2 separate regions of the Homo sapiens genome follow, and region 1 is linked to region 2. Evidence: chromatin loops called from intact Hi-C (ENCODE). Cell type or tissue: IMR-90. All regions are shown on one strand. Links, peaks and the distances in the headings refer to the core of each region. The heading gives the core; the rest is flanking DNA.

Region 1 (4,397 bases), core at 212-4,211, 180 kb after region 2:
CACCTTCTTCCAGGACGATGGAACATTGTATAAGGAACAGCCCATTCCCCTAAGTCCTCCTGCCTTAACCAGCATGCCAGATGCAACGCACATGTAAGTAAAATCCGAATATTTCTCTGTGAATATTCACTTGAGGTTTTATTAATACATGCATAGTGTTGTTGTGGGCCTGGTAAAATCTCCAACAGGAACCTGGTCCCACAGTTCTAGCCATGTAATATTTTCTTCCTTCTTGGAAGATGGGAAGGTGTTAATAGATACAATTATTGTTCTTGAGCAAGGTAGGCTGAGTCATAGTGCTCTTTTTTGTAAGGAATCTGTCTGGTGACACTGAGCAGAATGAGCATAATTCAGTAATCCCTTGGTTAGAGACCCTCTTATTAAGGAATCCTCTTTTCTTTCTTTCTTTCTTTCTTTTTTTTTTTTTTTTTTTTTTTCTGAGACAGTTTCACTCTTTTTGCCCAGGCTGGAGCAAAATGGCATGATCTCGGCTCATTGCAACCTCTGCCTCCCAGTTCAAGTGATTCTCCTGCCTCAGCCTCCCGAGTAGCTGGGACTACAGGTGCACGCCACCACACCCAGCTAATTTTGTATTTTTAGTAGAGACGGGGTTTCACCATGTTGGCCAGGCTGGTCTCGAACTCCTGACCTCAAGTGATCTGCCTGCCTCAGCCTCCCAAATGCTGGGATTACAGGTGTGAGCCACCATGCCCGGCCAGAATCCTCTTTTCTTGTTCTTTTGCTCCATAAATAGATTAGGGAGAACGCTGCTCCTCTGTGTATCAAATAAGGCAAAAAGAAGTTGTAAAGAGACTGCATCATGGGCCATATGACTGTTCTGGCAAGAAGAATGAGAGAAATAAGGACTTCTGTCTTTATTTGAAGGGATGCTCAGATCAGGTAGTGGGTGGAAAACAGTATGAACAATGCTGTTATTGATTTTTTACCTTAGTTTATTATTTTTTTTGATGCTGAATTGGATAGCAATTACATGGCTTAGCCTAGACAACAGAGGGAGACCCCATCTCTACAAAATATAACAATAAATTAGCCAGACATAGTGGCATGTGCCTGTGGTCCCAGCTTCTTGGGAGACTGAGATGGGAGGATCACCTGAGTTCAGCAGGTTGAGGCTTCAGTGAGCAGTGAGCCGAGATCACGCCACTGCACTCCAGCCTGGGTGACACAGCGAGTCCCTGTTTCAAAATAATTTTTTTTTGGTGGGGGGAGACAGAGACTTACTCTGTCACCCAGGCTGGAGTGCAGTGATGCAATCTCAGCTCACTGCAACCTCCACCTCCCGGGCTCAAGCAATTCTCCTGCCTCTGCCTCCCAAGTAGCTGGGACTACAGGCACACACTACCACACCTGGCTAATTTTTGTATTTTAGTAGAGATGGAGTTTCACCATGTTGGCCAGGCTGGTCTCGAACTTCTGACCTCAGGTGATCCTCCTGCATTGGCCTCCCAAAGTGCTGGGATTACAGTCGTGAGCCACTGCACTCGGCCAAATAAAAATTTTTTTAAAAAGAAAGAAAAGAGCTTTGGCCAGTCTCTCAAAGCTCAGCCTGGCTCCAGGGAAAGTGGTTACCAGGTGTGGCAGGCCCTGAATCAGATGTCAGGGTGTCAGGCTGTGGGTAAAGGAGACAGCATATCATAAGGTTCTTTAGAAGCACAATCTCTGGCGTCAGGCTGACCAAAGATTCAATCCTGGCAAGCCGTTTTACCTCTTTAAGCCTCAGTTTCCTCCTCTGTAAACTGGAGTTAAAAATTACTTCACCAGCTCATCATGAAAGTTTAAATGAGATGATAAGTATAAAGTGCCTGGCACATAATAAGTCTTAATGTTATTGTTCTCTCATGACAAGAACAAGAACACACAGGAAGTGCTGGGTCCCTTTCCGAGATTTTGGAGAATTAAGAGGAAATGTAAAGTGGGAAATAGTCAATATCAAAATGGAAGGACTTCCTGGCCATTGAAGGGGCTTTAGAAATCTTGAAATATGAGGAATAATTGAGGAAACCTAGGGTGTTTTACTTGGAAGAGAAAGAATTATCAAATATTTAAAGAGCTACCTTGTATTCGAATAGGGGCTAAAGAGCCCTTTGCTGGCTGTTACCTTTCAACTCTCAATGAAATTCGGATCCCCAAAGCGTCCTGTCCTGAAGCTAGCAGAGATTGGAGGGCAAAGGCCCTGGCTCAGGGTTGGCAGCCGATGATATCCAGGGACCTGGATTGGAGGATGCTGAGCAGACACCAGGCTGGCCCTCTGGCTGGGGCAGAAGGACTTGGAACCCAGAACAGCCCAAGGAGCGGGGTGGAGAGTGGTTTATCCCAATTGGACAATAGCAGCCTTTTGGAGAGATACTGATGCTATTCCTAGTACTTTGTCTACATTTGAGAGAGGCCATTTCAGGTCACAGGAGCATTCCTCTTGGGTGGAGTGGAGTTTATTTCCTTGTGGTCTGGCCAGGAAACGCCAAGCCGGGTGGCCGAGAGGCTGGCCGTCTTGGCTGGAAGGCGAAATGCCTGGCCAATCGGTCTGTCTCCAGAGAGCAGACTGGCCCGCCTTGACTGGCCGGTCCTCTGGCCGCTGTTGCTGCCTGAAGAGCATCCCCCCTCCAGCCAGTGGATTTTCTCATTGCTAGACTTGTAAGTGGCGTGATTTATGACTCTGCTGATCCATGCTGGCCCCTGGGTATACAAGCTTTTGCTTCCAAGCTGGGAAGCGAATAATGAATTAATCACCCTGCCTCAGGTTCAATACGGAGCTGAGTGTTTGCAGATCTTTATTGTACTGTGCAAGCCAAGTCGAACTCCTCAATTTACACTTCTAATTCACTGGAGTTTGTGCAAGTCTGCCTGTTCCAGGGGAGCTGCAGCCTCGTGGCTGCTTAGTCTCTGAGGAAGCCTCACTTCCCCAGTTCCCAGCCATTCTCTCCCTCTAAGAGTGAATGAATGCCCAAGACTTCAGGGTGCTCAGAGAAGCCAAGCCACTTCCTCAGAGACTGCTCCCTTGGATGTCTCTTGTCCTAAATGGTGTTGTTTATGACAGTTCTCAGTGCAAAAGAGATAGCTGCACCGCCTGATGCCAGCCTGTGTGCATGGCATGGAGAAGGCACACAGGAAATGTTGGTTGAATGAATAGCCCTGGCGCCACCAACACAGATGTTTATCAAAACTAATGGTTTGCAGTCAGGGCTGGAGTCTGTCCTCTTTTCCTTTGTTCTGGTTCTCTAGGACTTGGGGAGGAGAGTTTTTACTAGGTCTCAGAGCTGATGAGATCTGAGTGATGAGATGGGGCAAATTCTCAAGTTCACTGAGAAGCAGTGGGAGGCAAAGTCTGCATTTGAAGATTTGGGGCTTCCCAGTTTTGGCCATTTTTCTTCACCACCCAAAGACATATGCAGGTACTTTTCACTCAGTGCTTGAATGTGAAAAGCAGGTGCACAGAGTAAGGCTGACCCAGGCTTTATCCTGATGGGCTCTAAGAAGGGGGCACATCTATTCTGGGGACACATTCTTCCTGACCGAGTGCAGCTGAGATGCTGCCTCGTCTATCTCAGCATCCAGCCTCCCCACAATGCACACATCTGGTCCTGCAGCCCAGAGGGACCACCACACCCGCAGTGTCTCTTCTTGGGGCTTTTGTTCACCTTGTTCTATTCTCCTACTCCTTGCCTCTTTCGCTGCTACTTGTTAAGATTCCTCCTCCTCCACTCCTCAAGACCTGCCTCCAAAGCTATCCCATCTCAAACCTTTCCAAGCTGCTTCAAATCCATGTGGTTTCCTTTCCCTTTTGGCCTCAGCCACATGCTGCTTGTCCTTTTAGCCCTTCTCTGACTCTGACCCATGTCCTCATCTCCTGGCCGACTGGGCATGGCTTCTGCATTGTCACTCTAATTACTGGTAGAAATGTAAGGACAAGAAAGAGCTGAGGGCAGCCCAACACCCACCATCAGGAACTTCCTTACAGATTAGCTACAACTACCATCTTCCACTCATCAGACACAAACATTTATAGAGCCCCCTACTCCACCCAAGCACTGGGGTTGCAACAATGAACACGACTTTACCTCTTCTTGTTTCTCCCCTCCAAGCTCCAGACACATCGACTTTCTACAATGCCCTCAAACCCACCATGTCCTCCTGCCTCAGGCTCTTGGTATATGATCTATGCCTGAAACATCCTAACTCTCCTTCTCTTCTTGTTTATTCATTCTGATCTTTTAGAGCTCAACTCGAACACCAATTATTCAGGGAAAGCTATGCGGGAACCACCACCAACACCACTGCTCCTTGGTCTGGATGTTTTCTCTGAACCCCTAATCACAACTGTACCTACAGTCATTCATTATGTTGTCAGTTGTTTCCTATTCATCCTCAACCAAACCCAG
Region 2 (4,397 bases), core at 69-4,068:
AATGGTTCAACTTCCTCACTAATGCTTCCTTCCTCATGTCCTTTAATCCACTAACCAAATCTACCTCGGCCACAATTAGAAATCAACACCCAACCTCTACCATGAACCAAGGCTGACCTGAGTTTTGTGAAATTTGAAGCATATATAATTTGAGGGCCTTTTTGAAGAAAAAAAAAAATGGAAAAAAATTTTTCAATTTTGCAAATGTTACAAAAATATGTAACTAACAAACACACTACACTGCTAGAGCCTCTCCCAGATCCTAGAAGAGGTCTATGCAAGTGAGGGGATCCAGGGCTCACCAACTTAAGGGTAAATTGTCTCTGCCATGAAGACATGTTGAGGAAAAAACAAGCCTATAAACTCTGTTTGTTAAATAAAACAACTAGTACACCAATTCCATTCAATAAAAGAAAGGCACTGGCTAGAGAGTTACAGTGTTCACAGTTACTTTAGAACAAACTGGCTAAAATTAAGGACAGATAGAAACTGTCTAATGGCAACAAGAGAGCAAAGCACAGAGAAGAAAAAATGTGAGTGGAATCAATGGGGGAAAGGCATACTCATCCACTTCTTTCATACTCCTGAAGCTTATTGCCATCAATTATTTGTAGGTCTCCCCCAGGAACAGTTTTCCCTACTGGGTTATTTACATAACCTAACTTCAGAAAGCTCTCACTTTTCTTCCCTGACAAACAAAAAGAGAGAGAAAAAACAATTCTCAAACAACTTTGCTTTGAGAATTTTTCTTTCATTTATACATCATATATTCCATCATTCTATTGACCAAGGTCCCTATCACTATTAGAAGAAAGTTGCCAAATCTCTCATTCCTTCCTCTAATACAATCTGCTTTGATATATGCAAAGGTCTCAGAAGCTTATCTGACTGAACAAGAACACAAGTTCTCATTTCCTAATAACTTCCTGAATATTTTATTATCGTTTCCGCCCAGGAAATTTATTCACTCTATGTAGCTCCAACACAAACAGTTCATTTCTGAAGGGAAACTATTCAAGTATAGCAGAAACTCATATAAAAGAGTACTTCCAATAGGCTGTTGTTAAACTATGTATCCGAGTGAAAAAATGAGTTGAAAATACATATGAATTTAGAAATACACAAAAAATAAAGAGAGACATTTATTTAAAATAAAAATATTTTCCCATACTAATTGATTAAATACAAAGAAAACCCACTGGCCTATTTGATTGAATAGTACCAACAGCAAAATTGATTGAATAGTACACTTAAGATCTAGATTTACGTTTCAACCATACCTACATTTCAACTATAACGCAGTAAAAATATATTTTAAAAGTCCAAAAGTAAGATTTGAGTAATTTTGGCCATTAGCGAGAAAAATTATTGGTACTCTTTTCAAGGGAAAAAGATTTCTAGAAATTGCCTTAAATGTCTTAACATAATTTGTATTCCTAGGGCCACAATTTTGGGCCTATTACATGGCATAATAGCCTACAATACATGCCAAACTTCACAGTAAATCCTCTCTGCTCTTTGGAGCTAAGGATGTGGGGCAGTAAACAACCAGTAACAATAAGATTCCAAAACAAAATCTATTTGGGCATTCTCTTTGCCATACACAACTCTGAACAATTAAAAAAGAGCTTCTTTCCTTTCTCTTTGAAATAGAGGAAGTAGTCTGACTAAACAAAGGGTATAAGAGATAATGCACTTAGAAAGAAAGGGAATTCCAGGAGGGAAAACCACACTGTTTAGTATTTCGTAATGCAGCAAGCTGGTTAAGAGCCTGGCCTGAGTTCAAATTCCTGCTTGTCATTTACTAGGTATATAACCACAGATTAAATGACTTACTATATCAACACACTTTTTAAAAATCTCCAGCACACAGTGCTTTACACATGAGAAAACTAAAGCACAGAGAGGTTAACCAGCTTGCCTAAGGTCCCCAAGACCTTAGAAACACCCAGCGCTGCTAGTGTTTCTAGAGGAGGCATGAAGGAAGAGATCTGCAGAAAGATACAAGGAAAATACAGCTAACTGTATCTTAACTCAATAGAAACATAGAGCATCTACTGTATCTGTGCAACCAACGGTTGCCCGTGCCACACCCTACACCTCAGTGTCCCTAAAATCTTTTAAGAACACTTTACTGTGTGTTAGACCTCTTATTTAGCAGGACGGTAGGAAACACTGCCATTGTTTTAGATAAACAGAGCCCTTTGTGGACTGGGGCTGGGAAATGAAACTAGACCAGCCACCTATACTGCTCCTCCTGAATCATCCTTGAAGACATCAGCATGAAAACCAACAAATTTCAGGTGATAAAAATCTACAGAACATTCAAACATCCACTGTGTTTAATACGGCAACACAACTGAATACAGTATATCACAGAAAGCATTCTACATTGTCAATATCCTTCTCCCTGCTTCTCCTGCAGGGATTCTCTAGCTTACTTGAACAGGGAACACTTTCCCCTCCCCTAATATAAAACTATTAAACTACTAGATTAGAAGAACAATGGTCCATGAAACACCAACTTGGGTAAACAGCCTAGACTGAACCCACTCTTCCAATTCACAGTATACACCACTGTCAGATCAAGGACGCTTCTTTTCTATCCCTTTCTTGTGCCACTTCACATCACCACCCTAAACCTCCAAGTAAATTACTTTCTGTTGCCCATATCACCAATGCTTTCCCACTTCTGGATGTTTGCTCATTATACTTCCTCTCCCGCTTCCCATCGCCATAGGTCTGTCTCCACTGCTAAGCCAGGGCCAACATCCTGCGCAATGGACAGAGGAACCATGTACCCAGCCTTCAAGATCTATCAAATTCTATCATCCCATAAAGCTTACACTGAGTTGCTTCATGGAAGTAACCTTCTCATTTTTAGAAAACCCAAAGCACTCTGCACCCCTTTTACAGCATATATCACCTTCTCCTCAGCAGTATTATTTTTACGTATGATATGCCATTTGTTAGACTGGTAACTTATTTCTCCCGTTACCTAGCACAGTGCCTCATACATAGCTGCTCAATAAATGCTTGTTGAATGAATAAATGAGTCTGAGAATCTATTTCCCATCAGAGAATCATAATTAGTTTTTGCTAAACACAGTTAAATAGACTGGACTTCTCCTTCAGAGAACACAAACTATTTGAAATTGCCAAGAGCTACATCTTAAATCAGAGAAAGTCACTGAGCTGTACAGCAGAACTTCATTCACACAAGCTTCCTTGTACTTACTTGTTTATGTGTTCTTCTCTGTGAAACAGGCCTTTATACTGCCAAAACTGAGTAGGGTGGAGAACATAACTAGTTTAATTTGTGTTTAAAAATATGCAGTCAATTAGAATGTAGTTATGACAACCTGAAAACGGTGGCTCATGCCTGTTATCCCAGCACTTTGGGAGGCCGAGGTGAGTGGATCACCTGAGGTCAGGAGTTCAAGACCAGCCTGGCCAACATGGCAAAACCCCATCTCTACTAGAAATACAAAAATTAGCCAGGCGTGGTGGCGGGCACCTGTAATCCCAGCTACTCGGGAGGCTGAGGCAGGAGAATCACTAGAACCTGAGAGGCAGAGGTTCTGGGGAGCTGAGATCATGTCACTACACTCCAGCCTGTGCCAGAGAGAGAGACTCTGTCTCAAAATAAATAAATTAATTAATTTAAAAAAATTGCTATGTTATTATAAGATATCACTATCCTACAGTTTTCCTCTAAATAATCATAGAATATGTTTCTGAACTTTTTCTGATAACTCAGTTCTTCCACAGAAAGTGCCTTACCTCCTACAATAATCCCTGGAGAGAAGAAGGACCTAAGAAAACACAGTTGTCTTATAAACCAAAACATGATCCTTCTAAATCCTTGAAGAGGAACAGCAATGTTGTGAGAAAGAGGAAAGGTAGAGATAAGAAAAGAAGGTAGCCTGAGCAGTAGCAAAATAAATGTGAGAAAGATCAGGCTTGCTTCCAAAGAAAAAAATCAGTTAACAAAAGACAGGGACTGCTTTGGGGTGTGAGGAGGTGGGTGGGGAGAACATGCTGAGGTTGGGGGAGTTGGAAATACAAACTTAGAATGAAGTTACTTAAGCTTTGCACTGTACAAGATCCCAGGCCTTCTCCAAATGCCACACCACTCAGAGGTCCTCTCATGCTTACTGTCAGTACCTTCTATTTATCTATACAACCAATACTTACTGAAAATCAACTATGGGCCTGGCACTCTTCTAGGCACTGGAAAAATAGTAAGTAGCATTCATTTAGCAGAAAGGACAGAGATATGACATTGTTACTTAACTTCTTTAGGTCCTTCAGTCTCCAATCAGATCGTAAACCTTTTGAAGGTAGGACCTCTCAACTAGATTACAAACACCTTAAGAGCAGGGTAAAAATTATAT

What was found. Peaks named below come from ENCODE experiments on the same cell type or tissue, not always from the same donor. Only the 100,000 strongest peaks of a DNase experiment are listed, where the experiment ranks them.
Region 1: it touches region 2 in a loop (1.9-fold over the local background); 2 of 110 quality-filtered maps call a loop at or near these places.

The regions. Positions count from the first base shown.
Region 1 is chr15:72,900,943-72,905,339 of GRCh38, reverse strand. No RefSeq gene overlaps it. Among named protein-coding and RNA genes, the nearest start is that of ADPGK, 120 kb to the right of the region's middle. In IMR-90, for the core only: no CTCF peak of the experiment used is centred there; a DNase peak (open chromatin) is centred at 2,579; H3K27ac peaks cover 210 bases.
Region 2 is chr15:73,076,307-73,080,703 of GRCh38, reverse strand. The region is part of intron 1 of NEO1 (neogenin 1); the gene reads right to left. Among named protein-coding and RNA genes, the nearest start is that of NEO1, 26 kb to the right of the region's middle. In IMR-90, for the core only: no CTCF peak of the experiment used is centred there; a DNase peak (open chromatin) is centred at 1,763.